2 separate regions of the Homo sapiens genome follow, and region 2 is linked to region 1. The links are chromatin loops, found by intact Hi-C in ENCODE. Cell type or tissue: OCI-LY7. All regions are shown on one strand. Region 1 overlaps SNX29 (sorting nexin 29). Region 2 overlaps SNX29 (sorting nexin 29).

Region 1 (2,500 bases):
TATGTGCCAGGCATTGTCCAGGCTCCTTGGAATAGATCTATCGGTGAACTAATGAGACGAAGGCAGGCCGGGCGTGGTGGCTCACACCTGTAATCCCAGCACTTTGGGAGGCTGAGGCAGGTGGATCACCTGAGGTCAGGAGTTCGAGACCAGCCTGACAAACATGGAGAAACCCTGTCTCTACTAAAAATACAAAAAAAAATTAGCTGAGCATGGTGCCACATGCCTGTAATCCCAGCTACTCAGGAGGTTGAGGCAGCAGAATCACTTGAACCCGGGAGGTGGAGGTTGCGGTGAGCCAAGATCGTGCCATTGTACTCCAGCCTGGGCAACAAGAGCGAGATGCCACCTCAGAAAAATAAAATAAAATAAAACAAGACAAAGGCTCCTGCCCTCATGAGGCTTAAAACTTAAGACCAAAAGGCAGTGATAAATCATGAATCTAAGAAGTGATGTATTAGAAAACAAGAAATGCTATGGAAATAAGAAAAAGTTAAGCAAAATAAGAGGGACTAATCATGCAGGGGAGGGGGAGATTGGACAAGAAAATCTGAGGTACAAATGAGTGAAAAACAAGAAAAACAAGATCTACTAAGATGTAGCTAACGTCAACTCCCTAACAAACTTGGGAAAGAGCCTTGCCAGATACAGAAAGAGAGGCAGAGACCATCTGTGGATTTAGTTCAGCCCTAACAGCTCCTTAGCTCACATTACCAGAAACAAGAGGGAATGTGCTCAAAGGCAAGCCTATCCCACGCTAGGTCGCCATTTTTAAGTGGCCTTTTCAACATGGATAACAAAGGGCATTTTGTAGCTCCATGGGTGGCATTCCAGGACCCCACCTCTCCACTTTAACCTGTGTGGCTCAGCTCTCAGGGAGCTCTCTCGGGTCTCAGAGAGCTTCCAAGTAAGAATGCATTTGAAGGAAAGTTCTTCTGCTTAAAATAAAACATTTTCATGATGGCTACTTGGTGGCTGGAGCTGAGCAGCAGCAGGTACGAGTCTCACACATCTTTGCTTCGGCTATGTTTGGCACCAGTACGAATTCAGCGAACTCTGGTTTGCTCAGTCACTAGCCTTGACAGTTGTCTCTCTTTAAACTGCATCGCTGCTGCTGCTGCCAAGAATATCTCCCCTCTGCCCAGCTTCCTGTTGTTCCCCTCCCAGGCTCCAAAATAAAAAGAAGTTGCTTGGCAGTGATGTCACATTGCCACTGTCACCGCCTGCAGGGCATTCACATCCTGGCTATATTTAAGACCCAGGCTTCATGTTCAGTGACATGGAAATTGCCACCTTGTGAACCGTACCGGAAAGGCAAGATTTGAAAAATTATTTCTACGAATAATCAGGCTGCAAATTCTGCCTCTCCGGAGGCAAAGAGGGAAAGTCAAGGGGGTTAAACTGAGCCACGGGCTGCGGCTCCTTGGATCGGCTACATCCAGCTGTTTCATTCCAACCATTTCTCGGAAGTAACTCAAACACCAGCATTTACTTAGTGGCCACACCTCTCTTCCCATTGTTCACCTTTCCTGGGCTCTTTTGGTATCCCTCAAAACCATTCTGCTATTTTTCTTTCTCTCTAGACACCTCTACCTACTTCTCATTAGAAAAGACAAGAAATGAAGCATTAATGAATGGGAAAAGCATTTCCCTCCCCGGTGAATAATTACCGTAACCTTTTCATAAGAGTTCTGTCATATTTATGGGTTTTGGTAATTTTTTTTTATTTCCTCCTGCTTCTGTCCTTTGATGGGGGAAAGCGATGGGCTGGAGCAACATTTCAGACACAACCTTCTCCCTTTTCCCTTAACAGCTGCATGTTTTTCACATCTTGATGAACTGCCCAAGTCTGTGTTTGGTGCAGATTTTTCAGGGAACATCTGGCATTGGGTACTAATGACTCTGACGCTCAACCATTCAACGCGGGCACGCGCTTCAAAACACAGATGTTCATGCAAATATACCTTGCTGCTTGCTCCCTAAAAAGTTGAGTTCGTCAACAAAACCTGAGTCTTTGATTGGATTCTAGAAGCATTAGAGAAAATAAACAAGCACATGGCTTTCTCCCTTGTACGTGATTGCTCTGAGATGCCACCAAGCTTCTGTTCCTCTCCCATTATGCTGTCTCTACCATTTTATATTTTAAAAAACTATCTAGGAAACCTATACTGGTTACAAAATTCTGAAAGGCTCATGAAGAAATTTATATGGCTTTCCACTGTTGGTCATGTTTGAGAAGGTGCTCCCATTATTTTAAATTTCAACATTAAAGCATTTGGCATTTCCATTCTCCCACCTTTGGGAGTCCCACATCATTAATCCCAAAAGAAAAACGAGCTGAGAAATCATTCATGCCAAGGATACCTTCACCTTCCACAGCCACAGATGCAGGAGCCAAGCAGTGATGAATGGTAGTAGAACTAGCTCCATTTCTGATGAGCAGGCCCTCCCACCTCAGCCTGCCGCCAAGAACTTGGGCCATGAAAACATTCATATCTCT
Region 2 (2,500 bases), 110 kb before region 1:
GCTTGATCCCAAGAGTTAAAGGCTTCAGTGAGCTATAGATGTGCCATTGCACTCCAGGCTGGATGGCAGAGCAAGACCCTGTCTCTCTTAAAGAGAGAGAGAGAGAGAGATGCTAGTGGTAGGCAGAATGGCCCCCAAAGATGCCCATGCCCCAAAGATGCTGTGAATATGTTGCTGCACATAGCAAGAGACTTTGCAGATATAATTAGAGTTACAGACCTTGAGATAGGAGAGTATACTGGATTACCTGTGTGAGCCCAATCTAATGACGTGAGCCCTTAAAAGCAGAGAATGCCCTCCAGTCGAAAGCAGAAGAGAGGGATGGCAGAAGACAACCACAGAGGAGAAGCAGGAGAACAGGAAGTCGGATTCCAAGAATGAAAAGGACTCAACATGCCATTGCTTGTTCTGGGTTCTGGGGGCCTCCAGAGCTCAGGGCAGCCCCCAGCTGAGAGCCAACCAGAAGCGGGAACCTTAGTCATTCAGCTACTCGGAACTGGATTCTGTCAACAACGGAATGAGCAAGGAAAGGAATTCTCCCCTAGAGTCTATGGAAACAAATACAACCCTGCCACCACCTCATTCAGCCCATTGAAATCCACGGCTTCTGACCTCCAAATCTGTAAGATAATTTGTTATCAGCCATTTGTTGCCACACCAAAAGAAAACTAATACAGTGGGGAAGACGGTGGAGAAATTGAAGTTTTGGTGGGAAAAGCAGATGTTCTGCTTTAGCTATCATAAGTCCAAGTGGAGGAGGCCAGTAGACCAATGGTTGTGAGCATGTGGAACTAAGCAGAGCCATCAGTGGCCATTCCTGCCTCTTTCACCGTGATTCCCAGTAAAATGGAAATCCCACGTACCCAGGAACTCTGTCTTGTTCCCCATTTTAAGTCAGATAGTAGCCTGGTACCTGGCACATAGCAGGCACTTCATAAACAACTGCTGAATGCTGATTGTCTCTCTTCAAAAAAAATTCTCAGGAGGCCGGGCGCAGTGGCTCACACCTGTAATCCCAACACTTTGGGGGCCGAAGCAGGCGGATCACTTGAGGTCAGGAGTTCAAGACCAGCCTGGCCTACATGGTGAAACCTCGTCTCTGCTACAAATACAAAAACTAGCCGGGCATGATGGTACACGCCTGTAATTCCAGCTATTCAGGAAGCTGAGGCAGGAGAATCGCCTGAACCAGGGAGGCAGAGGTTGCAGTGAGCCAAGATCTGCATGACAGAATGAGACTCCACCTCCAAAAAACAAAAATTCTCAGGAAACCATCAACAGAGTGAAGAGACAACTTACCAAATGGAAGAAACTGTTTGCAAAATAGGTCTGATAAGGGGTTAATATCCAAAATATACAAGGAACTCAAACAACTCAATAGCAGGAAAATATAACCTGATTAAAAAATGGACACAGGATGCAAATAGACATTTCTCAAGGAAGACATCCAAACGGCCAACAGGTGTATGACCAGCTGCTCAACATTACCAATCATCGGAGAAATGCAAATCAAAACCACAATGAGATAGCACCTCACACCTGTTAAGATGGCTGTTATAAAATAGAAGAAAGATAAATGTTGGTGAGGACTGGGAAAAGGGAACCCTTGTACACTGTGGGTAGGAACGTAAATTAGTACAGCCGTTATGGAAAACAGCATGGAGGGTCCTCAAAAAACTAAAAATAGAGCTGCCATATGATCCAGCAATCCCACTACTGCATATTTATCCAAAGGAAATGAAACCAGTATGTCGAAGAGTTATTTATCTGCACTCTCATGTTTATTGCAGCACTATTCACAATAGCCAAGATACAGAATCAACCTGTGTCCATCAACAGATGAATAAACAAAACGTGACGTATATACACAATGGAAAGCTACTCAGCCTTAAAAAAGAAGAAAATCCTGTCATTTGTGATGACACGGATAAACGTGGAGGATATTATGCTAAGTGAACTCAACCAGGCACACAAAGACAAAATACCACATGATCTCACTCATATGGAATCTTATGAGCATAGAAGCAGAGAGCAGAATGGTGATTACCAGAGGTTGGGGTCGGGGCAGGGGAGAGATGGGGGGATGCTGGTCAAAAAGTACAAAGCTTCAGTTGGACAGGATGAATGAGTTCTGGCGGGTTAGGGGACAGCATGGTGGCTGTAGTTAAGAATACTGGACTGTTAGCAGAACAAAGTGGCTCACACTAGCCTGGTTAATATGGCGAAACCCTGTCTCTACTAAAAAAAAATTAGCCAGGCATGGTGGTGGGTGCCTGTAATCCCAGCTACTCGGGAGGCTGAGGCAGGAGAATCACTTGAACCCGGGAAGCAGAGGTGGCAGTGAGCCGAGATCACGCCATTGCGCTCCAGCCTGGGCGTCGCACCAAGACTCAGTCTCAAAAAAATAAAAAAATACAGGATTGTTTCCTTGAAAATTGTGAAGAGATTATATCCTAAATGGTCTCAACACCAAAAAAAAGTATGTGAAGTGATGAATATG

What was found. Peaks named below come from ENCODE experiments on the same cell type or tissue, not always from the same donor. Only the 100,000 strongest peaks of a DNase experiment are listed, where the experiment ranks them.
Region 2: a loop joins it to region 1, with 11 times the contacts of the local background. A loop is called at or near these places in 1 of 110 quality-filtered maps.

Annotation. Positions count from the first base shown.
Region 1 is chr16:12,146,567-12,149,066 of GRCh38, reverse strand. All of the region lies in intron 13 of SNX29 (sorting nexin 29), which reads right to left. Among named protein-coding and RNA genes, the nearest start is that of SNX29, 170 kb to the right of the region's middle. RefSeq lists enhancers at 641-935, 525-1,082. In OCI-LY7, a CTCF peak has its summit at 1,302; DNase peaks (open chromatin) are centred at 1,196, 1,916 and 2,416; H3K4me3 peaks cover 2,265 bases; H3K27ac peaks cover 2,500 bases.
Region 2 is chr16:12,255,112-12,257,611 of GRCh38, reverse strand. The region is part of intron 14 of SNX29 (sorting nexin 29); the gene reads right to left. Among named protein-coding and RNA genes, the nearest start is that of SNX29-AS2, 120 kb to the left of the region's middle. In OCI-LY7, no CTCF peak of the experiment used is centred here; DNase peaks (open chromatin) are centred at 1,481 and 1,871; H3K4me3 peaks cover 2,431 bases; H3K27ac peaks cover 2,500 bases.